3 separate regions of the Mus musculus genome follow, and regions 1 and 3 are each linked to region 2. A link is a loop called in an ENCODE intact Hi-C map of the cell type or tissue named here. Cell type or tissue: heart. All regions are shown on one strand. Links, peaks and the distances in the headings refer to the core of each region. The heading gives the core; the rest is flanking DNA.

Region 1 (4,385 bases), core at 1-2,500, 54 kb before region 2:
TACATTTAGGAAGTCCTAGGCACTGTTAAAGCTCAAGTAGTCTCTGAATACTTGAAGCCTTTACTCAGCAAAGAATGGGAACCTACATTAAGTATAACCAGTCCATAATCAGAAAGAACTGACTAGAAATAGTTTTTCTTTCGTATTTTTCTCTTAATATTTTAAATCCAACCAGACTCCAATTCCTTCATGCAAAACGAAATTTCTCTACTCCTGAGAATACAAATTCACTCCAAAGCGCCCTGGGAAATTACTGTTTCCAGAAAAACTATTTCTGCAGTTGGGGAAAACTTAAAATGCCCCAGTGCCTGATTGTGTCGATTTCATTCACAGTCCCATAATCTCATCTTTTGGTCGACTAACATCCTGTCTAAAGTCAGAGGAAGACCTCGGTAGAGTTCTCAGCTTTTAAAATACATTAATTAACACGTGGGAGTCCAGAAGGACGCAGAGTTAAGGTGGTCTTTGGCATGAGGACTGGACGCGGAGCCGAGGAAGTTAATAGGTAACAGGGAGGGTTCCTGGACCTCAAATCTCAACTTGGAGTTAGACGGCAGTGGAACGTCCTCCTCCACCCAAGCTCAGAGCCACTGCTCCAGCCATCCGGCTGAGGCGGCCAGCCGGGCACAGAGGCCTCCGCTGCCCGCAGCTTTCCTGCCGGACCAGGCCCGGAGGACACCCAGGAAGCCGCGCCCGGCTCCAGGGACCGCGGGCCTAGGCCGCGCCTCCCAGTCCCGCGGGCCTAGGCCTCGGCCAGCTCCAGGCGAGGCTCGACGCGGTCACCCACCTGGGTTGCCAGTCATTCCAGCTCCGCGGGTACTTGGTGCCGCCGCCGCCGCTGCTCAGCCGAGACCCCGGGGCTCTGCGGCTCATTACCTTCCCCGACACGACATGGCCAAGCGCCGCCGCCCGAAGAAGCGCGAGTCGCCGCCTGAACCGGCCGCCGCCGACACTGCGATCTGGCCCGGGGCTGAGGAGGAAGCCGCGGAGGGGGCGGCGGAGGGCGGGGGAGGCGGACGGCCGTTCCGGGTTCCGCTGGAGCCCGCAACGCAGGAGCAGGAGGCGGGAGCGGCGCGGCGAGGGGGAGGCGGAGGCAGGCGAGGCGACGTCTCTTCCAGGGCAGCGCGCGGCCCGCGACGCTGGGGCCCAGGAGGACGAGGACAGCGAGGAGGCGGTGGCGGCGGCTCCTCACGCTCACACGGCCACGGCTTCCCCGCCTCCCGGCTCCGCCCGCCGCGCCGCCGCTGCCGCACGGCATGCTGGGAGCGAGGGGCGGTGCCGGCGCCCTAGGAGCCTGGAGAGGGGCGGGGCTCGGGGTGAAAGGCGGGGCTATTGGTCACAGAATATGGACTAGAGGCGGGGCTTATGACAGGGGTAGGGTCACCTAGGAGGGGCGGTGCCGGCGCGCCCCAAGCCTGGAGAAGAAGGGCGGGACTAGTTGGGGCGTGGTCTGTGGCTGCTGAACCTGGAGAGGGGAGGGGCGAAAGTCAAAAGGCGGGACCTGCTCGAGAGGCACTGGAGTTCTGAGAGCCTAGACTTCAAGGCGAGGTCCGCGTTCGCGTAGCTAAAAGGGGTGGGGCTTTGAGGAGAAGGCGAGAACTACTGGAGAGCAGGGACCCGAGCGGACCTCCCTGGGCCTCCTGAGCAGCAGCTCTGTCTGCGGGTGGTAGAGAGCAATGTGGACTCGTCGCGGGGCATCATGGGAGAGGGGATCTCCACCCCGGGTCCACACACGCCCTCCCATACACTCGGAGGACCGGCAGTCAGGTGTGAACAGGCGTCCAATGGAGGACAGGAGGGGGAGCGTGCCCTTGAGCGCTAATGCGCGCACACAGATGTGCCCTTGGCGCTCACGTGCGTCCACCTGCCTGCCACCGTCTTAAGGGAAAAAGTCAGAATAGTAAAATCGAGGAAGGGGAAGTGAAAGCGACACCTTTTCAACCCCTACCTGAAATGTCATGCAGTCCTGGTACATATTTTCCAAAAGTGAAAAACAACGCCTGCTTCCTGCCCCATGAACTGTGCTCTGTAATCTGGTTCCTTCTAGTAGTAAGAGGCCTGTTACCCACACTCTCCTGAAAGAATTCGATAAAGCACTGGGCACATTATGTGAACGCAATATACTCCTTTGTGTGCGTGTTTACATGTGAAGTACAGAGAACAACCTCAAGTGTTGCTCATAAGCCTCCAGCTACCATGTATTTTGAGGCAAGGTCTCTCTCTCACTAGCTGGCCAGAGAGCCCCACGAATCTTCTGTTTCCTCAACGCTGGCTTTACAAACGGTGACACCATTTCTGGCTTTTTTTCAGGTGGTTTCTCGTGTGTGCGGGGCAAGCACTTTAATGACTGAGCTATCTCCCTAGCTGCAGGCTCAACTTTAAAAATAGCCGAGATACACATCAAGCAAGTATTTAAACCTTTTCCACATAAAGTTTTTAGGCCATCCATCGTTTTGCCTCACAAGAGAAGTATGTATACATCACTTAAGTAATTCAAAATTGTTACCAAGGACATGGCTCAGAAAGTAGAATGCTCAAAGCAGGAGCAAGCACGAATCACTGGGTTCCATCCCCAGCACCCCATAAATGCAGCATGACGATGTGTCTGTAACCCTAGCATTCAAGAAATGGAAACCGGAAGTTGTTCAGGCTCACCTTCCGCAAACCTGGCCTACATGGGACACTGCCTACCCAACCCCCAAGAAATAAAACTATCACTAAAGTACTTAATTATCAGGCGATATCTCCCTATGAGTATATCCCTTACATTTTTCCACCATCTGATCCTGAGTATGCCCACAAATCCGTCAATGAAGGAGGATCCTGCTATTCCAAAAGACAATCAAATGATTTTTTTTCTCTTTCTGCCACCCACATTGCCCACCATTGCAGAAGAAGTGGGGGGAAAGTCTTCTGAAAAATACGATCTTTGACTCAAGACAGAAATTCCCACAAGGAATTGGCCAGACCCAGGCCTGGTCACCAACCTACTGTAAAAAAAAAAAAATCAATAATGGAGCTGGAAAGTAGTTCAGTGTTGCAGCAGTTTGGTCACCTACCATGTTTGAGGCCTCCTGTTCAATCGCCAGTGCTGTAAAATAATGATCGTTACTTCAATAAGATTGCTTCCATACTGAAATTGCTCTGGGCATCTTCATAAATGCCAATTTACTTCTCACTGAAAAAAGGATACAAGGAAGGGACCCACCAGGTGCATAAGTTAAAAAGCACAGCTGGGCTCCAACTCATAACTCTCCTGCATCTGCCTCTTGGGTGCTGGATTTACAGGCATGTGCCATTATGCCTGGTTTTGCCTTTTTTTTAAAGATTTATTTATTTTATTTATATGAGTACACTGTGGCTGTCATTAGACATACCAGAAGAGGGAATCAATCAGATCCCATTACAGATGGTTTTAAGCTACCGTGTGGTTTCTGGGAATTGAACTCAGGACCTCTGGAAGAGAAACCGGTGTAAGAACACCGCTGAGCCATTTCTCCAGCCCCATGCCTGGATTTTTAGAAGGTATTCTTGTTTTGTTACTTATATGTTTAATTATAGAAGCAATGATAAACACATAATCTAGTATTTTTTAAGTATTTTATTCTTAATTATAGGAGTGGGGAGTAGCAAATACTAATAGGGTACTATTAGTCCAAAGAGAACGTTGGATCTCCTGGAACCGGAGTTATAGGCAGTTTGGAGCCAGCCAGTGGGTGCTGGGAACCAAACTCAGGTCCTCTGTAAGAGCAGTGTATGTTCTTGAGCCCTGTATTGTAAAGTACACCTTTAAGCTGGGGAATCGGAGACAGAGGCAGGGAAATCTCTGTGAGTGTGAGTCTATACAGAGAGTTCCAGGACAGCCAGACTACATAATAAGAATATATAGATGGGGTACATATTCTGAACTGTTGAGCCATCTCTCCAGCCCCAGTCCTTAGTACATTCTAATATGTCATCTAATCATGGTTTGGTCTTTTAGTCGAAATTCAGCAAAATTGATGGAGTACCTACTAACCAAGAAATTGACACTAGGACAGCCATCAGCACCCAGCCCTCAAGAAGCTTAGGGAGAAAGCACTAAGGGCAGGACCTATCATGAGAACTGACTGAAGTCCTCCAATTTGTTCAGGTCCCCTCTCGCTCCCTGCTAGAGCAGCTCTCAGTCTGGCTGCAGGTGCCTTTTGCCTGATGCCATTCCTCAGTTCCAAAGTCTGGTTTTTAGATTGTTTCCCTCACAGTGTGTTGGTTTGTTTGTTTGTTCATTTGTTTGTCTGTTTGCCAGAGTTTTATATAGCCCATGCTGGACCAATTTTTTATGTTACTAGGGATCAAATCCAAGGTCTCATGCATACTAGGCAAGTAGTCTACTATGTTCCTAGTTC
Region 2 (4,474 bases), core at 1,179-3,678:
AGACAGGGTTTCTCTGTGTAGCCCTGGCTGTCCTGGAACTCACTTTGTAGACCAGGCTGGCCTCGAACTCAGAAATCCACCTGTCTCTGCCTCCCGAGTGCTGGGATTAAAGGCGTGTGCCACCACGCCCGGCTTACTGTCTTATTATAAACATTTTCAAACTTCTATAAAGCTTAAGAAGGACGGACACCAGACTGGTCCAATGTCTCAGAAGTCGTGAACAGGCCCAGAGCCTCTCACAAGCATCTGTAACCGAAATTCTAAGGGATCCATCGCCCTCTTCTGGCCCCCGTGGGTACTGCATGCACGTGATGTACTAGGGGAAACACCCGAAGACATAAATAATATTTAAAAATAAAATAGAAAAGGACAGACATGAGGATGACCAACAGACCTCTTGCTAAGGCCTTCAGTTTGCTGTGTCTCAGTGGCACTTACCCAGTGTGAGACCCTGTGCTAGCCCCAGCATCTGTGACTCTCAGGCTGACTTTGGATTTACTGTGTAGCCTATGATGACCTAAACTTTCTGACCCTCCTGTCTCCACCTCCTAAGTGCTGGGTTAGAAGTGAGTGCCACCATGACTAGTTTCTGTGGTGTGGAGGATGCAGTCCAGGACTTGGTGCACATAAGCAAGCACGGTACCAACTGAGCCACATTCCCAGCCAAAGCGCCACAGATCTTGGGGTTAAGGAGATAGCTCTGTGGTAGAGCACATGATTAGCCTGACAAAGCCTAGCAGTCGTTAACATTTGCCTCTCCCTGGCTCCCAGACAGGTTTCACTATGTAGCTCTGGCTCGTTTGGAACTTCCCATCTAGCGGCTAGCCTAAATTAACAGTCAGGTGACCTACAGGGCCATGTGAACTGGACCAGAGTCTCTGCAGGCAATGCTAACTAGAACTTTGTGTCTCCACATCACCTCAGACTCACGTGATATGTCACCTCTTTATCTACTGGTTTATCTCCAGTGTGCACCCAGCAGATTGAGGACTGGACCTTGCCATCAATACCTGAAGTGGAAACTCTACAACACAGTGGGGCTGAAGACGCCCAGTTCCTGAAATCCCATGGTTATTTTCAACACTGAAGAAACCCCCTAGGAAGCAGTCCCTTTCCATTACCCCTGTGCTCAGGCCCAGGAAACCATTAATGTCCCTTTTGTTTCTGTGGGTGCCTCTTCTGGACATCTTACCGGAATGAGGACTATGAGGTGAGCCTCTCATGGCTGGTTTTTTTTTTTTTTCTTCTGCAGCATATATCAGACACACACACACACACACACACACACACACACACACACACACACACACACACACAGTGTATGGGTACACCATTGCTGTCTTCAGACACACCAGAAGAGGACATTGGATCCTATTTTAGATGGTTGTGAGCTACCATGTGGTTGCTGGGAATTGAACTCAGGACCTCTGGAAGAATAGTCAGTGCTCTTAACCTTTGAGCCATCTCTCCAGTCCCCACTTTATATTCTTTTTTTTTCAGTGAAACAGTATTCCCCTGTCTTAGCTTTGTTTTGTGTAGCTCTGATAACTCCTACAAAAACACCTGAAAGGAGAAAAGTTTCCCGCCCACGGCTGATCCATCATTTTGGGGACGAAAGGTGTCAGGAGCCTGAAGCAGCTGGTTCTTTATAGCCACAGTCAGAAGCAGAAGGCATGGATCTAGTGCTCGCACGCTTGCGCTTGGCTTGCTCTATTTTATACAGTCCAGGATCTCCACTCAGGGAATGGTCTCCATCACAATCAAGAAGTGTCCTCATCAGCCAACTTAGGACAGTTCCCACAGACAATTCCCAGAGGCTCTCATAGGTGTGCCTGGGGCCTACCTCTGAGCTGTCAGGGTCACAGACACGCACATGCGCACGCGCACACAGACAGGCCTCCCACTGTTTATTCATTGCAGTCTTCGGCAGACATTTGAGCTGACCCTACTCTTTGGTGATTGTGAACAGCGTAGGTTTTTGTTTACCTCGTGCATCATCTCCCCCAAAGTGGCTTAGAAAGCACAGGCTACGGTTGAATCAAGTGTTAATTATTTCTATTCCCTTCCTTACATAACAGTCACTTCCAAAAGGCTTGCAGATGGTGGACCACAGGGATGCAGAGAGGCAAACAAGAAGTGGGGAAGGGTGGGGCAGAAATGGGCTGTTTTGTAGCTTTTGTGCTTGAACCAGTGAACTGTGGAGGCTGGAGAGGGACGTGTTTCTGTCCGTGTCTGTGGAAGTCGGCTAACTATCATCAGGCAAAAATGACATATTAAGATGTTGGGAGATGTAAACCAAAGCCAGGTGGAAGAGGCAGGACCCACCTACTAGGCAGAGCTCCGAGGAGAAGGTCATTAAAATCCAATTGTTTCCCCACATTAAATCGCTCAAGTTAGGAGGAACCTATTTTAAATAAAGAGAAAGAAAATAGAGCGGGAGGGTAATTTCTTTTTAATTGTTGATACAACTCAGAATAAATTAAATTGTAATTAAGTTTGTTTACTTATGAGGAGACGAAGTGTGGGCGCTCTGTAGGGGCCTCTTCAGCCTTTTGAAAATAAGACCGCTTTGTTTTCCCAGGATGCTTCCTGGGGAGCATCCAAGTCCTTCGCGACTTCGGCTGCTACGGCGCGTCCTCTAGTGGCCATATGTGGAAGGTCGGGCAACAGCTCTCTTCCAAGAGAGACCGGCCTTCAGTTATGCAGGAAGCCATCTGCAAACTAAGCCCCCAGCTCCCGACAACACACACACTTTTTCTTTCTTTCTTTCTTTCTTTCTTTCTTTCTTTCTTTCTTTCTTTCTTTCTTTCTTTCTTTCTTTCTTTCTTTCTTTCTTTCTTTCTTTCTTCCTTCCTTCCTTTCTTTCTTTCAGGCTGGCCTCAAACTCACAGTGATTTGCCTGCCTCTCCTTCCCAAGTGCTGCAATTAAAGGAGCTCGACACCATCTCCCAGCTATTAGTTTCTAAATATCCGAGGGATGACCTTGAAGTTCTGATCTCCGATCTTCTGATCTTCACCTCTTCAGTGATGAAATGACCGATGCGCACGTACACACACACACACACACACACACACACACATAGGGTGGCCCGGTTGGAAACAAGGGCTTTGTGCGTGCTAGGCAAGCACTGTAAAACCTGAGCTACATCCCCAGTCTCAAGAAAGACCACGAGTTCAAGACAAGTCTAGGCTATAAAGACAGATCCTGTCTCAAGAAAGAAAGAAAGAAAGAAAGAAAGAAAGAAAGAAAGAAAGGAAGAAAGAAAGAGGGAGGGAGGGAAAGAAAGAAAGGATGGAAGAAAAAAGGGATGAAAGGAAGGAAAACAAACAAACAAACAAACAAACAAAAAACCAGAAAGAAAGCTGGGCAGTGGTGGCACACGCCTTTAATCCCAGCATTAATCCCAAATTCACTTGGGAGGCAGAGGCAGGTGGATTTCTGTGTTCGAGGCCAGCCTGGTCTACAGAGTGAGTTCCAGGACAGCCAGGGCTATACAGAGACACCCTGTCTTGAAAAACAAAACAAAACAAAACAAAACAAAACAAAACAAAAAGACAGAAAGAAAAAAAGGAACCGTGTCCAGGCTGGCTGCTTGGATAAAGAACAAGAAAGGGGGGCAGCAACCACATGGTGGCTCACAACCACCCGTGATGAGATCTGACGCCCTCTTCTGCTGTGTCTGAAGACAGCTACAGTGTACTTACATATAATAATAAATCTTTGGGCGAGCAGAGTTGACTGGAGTGAGCAGAGGTCCTAAAAATTCAATTCCCAACAACCACATGAAGGCTCACAACCATCTGTACAGCTACAGTGTGCTCACATACATAAAATAAATAAATAAATAAATAAATCTTAAAAAACAAAAAAGGACAATTGCCATTTTAGAACTACTTCAAGAAACAGGGCTGAGGTAAGCTTGAGACTGCCACACTGTGCGCAGGCAACCACAGCAGAGGAAAAGGTGAATTACCCCCAAATGCAACTAACAGATAGCTAAGGCTAATGTAATTTAAAAAAAAGAAAAGAAAAAGAAAAAGAAAAAGAAAGGGAGGCTGGAGAGGTGGTTCAGAGGTTAAGAGCACCGGCACTGGCTGATCTTCAGGGGACCCAGGTTCAATTCAGCACCCACATGGCAGTTCACAAGCGTCTGTATTTCTAATTCCAGGAGATCTCACACCCTCACACAGACACACGTGCAGGCAGAATACCAATGCACATAAAATGAAAAGAAAGCATTTTATAAAGAAGAAAAGGAGGGGATCCTGCCTGCCTCAGCCAGAGCACTAGGATTACAGGTGTAAGCCACCACTTCCGAGTTGGAGTTAAAAGTTTGCCTCAGCATGCGGCACTTCAGGGAGGAAGAAGGGGTATCTAAATCAACTGTGTTATGTACACACACACACGCGCGCACGCGCGCGCGCTGCTATTTGAGCTGTTTCAGGTAGCCCAGGATGACCTCAAACTTACTAC
Region 3 (2,500 bases), core at 1-2,500, 120 kb before region 2:
TATCTGCCTCTCTCACTGGTCCCTCTTATCACTAGGTCTAAAAACAGCAATGGAAATGTTCATCGGCTGTCTTACCCAACTCCTGCTCCAACCTAGACCAGTATAACCAATTGTTTCTCAAGTGAGACAGAGTTAAGTACTGGATGTTGATAAACTGTTCATGTCTAGTGACCAAAACAAGACCCTGGGTTTTCTGGTGGCTGGATCCCCATGTTCCCACTAATCTACAGTTTTTGACTTTCAGCTGCCCTCCTCTTCCAAACAAAACAAAACAAAACTTACTATTTTGATTTCTTCTGCCCTAACTCCAATCTACCACAGCTATCCTAAACTGTCTATGACTAACTGCTTTCCTTGAGACACAGAAAAGATAAGTTTACTTAATGTTTTGTCAAGGTGTTTTCTCCTGTTTCTTCACTCTCCATTTTGAAGAGCTAAAAACAGTGTTTTGTCCTGCTACACAAAGACTGTTCTCAGTTTTTAGGAAGGTGACAGCAAGCCAACTCTGATGAACTTTGCCCTACCAGCCATGTGACTAAAATGCAGTAAATTCCCAATTTTGAGAAGGATAATTAAAGAGGAATGAAGAAAAATAATATAGATGTTCACAAACTCTCATCCTTAAAACTAAATGTCTTCAACTATTCAACAGTACTTCAGAAACACAGCTTCCCTGTGTGAGCCTCTCTAAAGCACGACCTTTTTTTTTTTTTTTTTTTAAAGATTTATTTTATTAATATATGTAAGTACACTGTAGCTGTCTTCAGACACTCCAGAAGAGGGAGTCAGATCTTGTTGCGGATGATTGTGAGCCACCATGTGGTTGCTGGGATTTGAACTTTGGACCTTCGGAAGAGCAGTCGGGTGCTCTTACCCACTGAGCCATCTCACCAGCCCAGCACGACCTTTTTATGTATAATGATTCTATCTTCCCACTAAGCAGATTTCTCCCTTGACTGTTAGCTTCCTGTTATAAATATAACCAATTTTGGTATTTCTCACTACTGAGGAAGGCTACTTATTGACATGGCAGACAACACAGACCCGTAACTGGCAAACGCAGCCCTTACTTGATATAGTTGAAATCGGCTTTCAGATTGAGTGAGGTGCTGCTGGAGTTCTTCTTCAGGTCATGGACTGCGTTCTGCCACTCCTGCACAGCAGCCCAGTCAGCAATAGAGATGTAGCACTCACAAGCCTTATTTCCTAAGTAGCTGATAACTTCAGGGGAAGAGTCAATTGATTTGGATAGCACAGTTTTTCTGGATTCACCTAAAAGGGTTTTGTTTTTGTTTTTGTTAAAATAAAAAAAAAAAAAAAAAAAAAGACAAAATTGAGAACTGTTAATATACCATGAAAAGAAGGCAGACCCCTGGAAGTTTACCTGCACAAATGAACGGTATCTTTGGCATATTTTAAATGTAAACACTGAATGCTCACCATTTAGAGAGTGTTTGGGGCTGGCACTGTTACGTCCAGCATTGGCCAACGTGAGAACAGACTTGTCAAAGCTGGAGATGCAGCAATCAACACCTGTCATGGCACACAGGTGCTCCTGGTACTCCACAGAGGCCTTTTCAAACCTTAAATGCAAATATAGAAGCCTTATTTCTTAAAAAAAATTACTCAAATGTATCTCGATCCTAAAAGAATTAATGACGAGAAAATGAATTACTCAATGAATTGCAAGACAATGAGTCAGTTATTTGGAGGAGGAAATTAGATCTCTGTCTCACACCAAGACAGTATAGAACAACTACTGGAAATGATCAATAACAACTTTGACGTCCACAAATAAAGTATGTCAAATTATCATATATTCACAGATACATAGCAGTATCAATTAAGAAAAATCAGATTGTGGAATATTTACCACATTAGATGTTTTAGAATATTGTTGTGTAGAAAAGCTATGCAGCTCCATAGGTATACTGCTGTTTCTGTAGGGGAGGAAAACACTACCCACATAACAAATGGAGCTTTATAGGCACACCAAAACCTGCAGACACCAGGTTATTTATTCTTCCAAATTTAAGTGGTTGTTTCTCTCTCCAAATTTCTAAGAACTACTTAAATGCCTGAGGTATGCTCTTCACTCAAAACTGAATCAATCTGCACATGTAATCAATCCACAACGTTGTGAGCAAACACTCCAGCAACACACAATATCACACCAGAGTTTTGGTTTTCAATCAAAAAATCATGTTAAAACTATTTATGAAGCTGAAAGACCTTGCTTTCCAGTATGATTTCTCGTAACCTCTTAAATGAGACATTCATACATGGCTGGAATCAAAAACCAAATGAAAGATGCCTCCCCTATTGAAGTGATTATAGTACAACACTCAAAGTGGACAAAGCCATTTTCAATATTATACAATACAAAGAATTTGGACATAAAAACACCATTACTTATTTCTTTTTTTATAACTTACCTCCCTTCAGCCTGCTGGGCCACTGAGTTAATCCAGAGAAGGTTTTTACCAACAGCTGAAGATGA

Evidence for each region. Peaks named below come from ENCODE experiments on the same cell type or tissue, not always from the same donor. Only the 100,000 strongest peaks of a DNase experiment are listed, where the experiment ranks them.
Region 1: a loop joins it to region 2, with 2.5 times the contacts of the local background. A loop is called at or near these places in 14 of 42 quality-filtered maps.
Region 3: a loop joins it to region 2, with 4 times the contacts of the local background. A loop is called at or near these places in 7 of 42 quality-filtered maps.

The regions. Positions count from the first base shown.
Region 1 is chr7:118,242,418-118,246,802 of GRCm38, forward strand. It overlaps Smg1 (SMG1 homolog, phosphatidylinositol 3-kinase-related kinase (C. elegans)), which reads right to left and starts at 1,220. Exons shown (of 63, transcript NM_001031814.1): 1 at 788-1,220. The coding sequence starts at 873. It overlaps 4930583K01Rik (RIKEN cDNA 4930583K01 gene), which reads left to right and starts at 1,490. Exons shown (of 2, transcript NR_027879.1): 1 at 1,490-1,548; 2 at 2,311-3,134. In heart, for the core only: no CTCF peak of the experiment used is centred there; a DNase peak (open chromatin) is centred at 1,414; H3K4me3 peaks cover 2,279 bases; H3K27ac peaks cover 2,413 bases.
Region 2 is chr7:118,295,194-118,299,667 of GRCm38, forward strand. No RefSeq gene overlaps it. Among named protein-coding and RNA genes, the nearest start is that of Gm23229, 18 kb to the left of the region's middle. In heart, for the core only: a CTCF peak has its summit at 2,640 (motif pointing left); a DNase peak (open chromatin) is centred at 2,648.
Region 3 is chr7:118,181,304-118,183,803 of GRCm38, forward strand. Smg1 (SMG1 homolog, phosphatidylinositol 3-kinase-related kinase (C. elegans)) reads right to left here. Exons shown (of 63, transcript NM_001031814.1): 23 at 2,436-2,500; 24 at 1,441-1,583; 25 at 1,071-1,272. Gm40454 (a long non-coding RNA gene) reads right to left here and starts at 1,064. Exons shown (of 2, transcript XR_869898.1): 1 at 906-1,064; 2 at 1-699. In heart, for the core only: no CTCF peak of the experiment used is centred there; no DNase peak of the experiment used is centred there; H3K4me3 peaks cover 98 bases.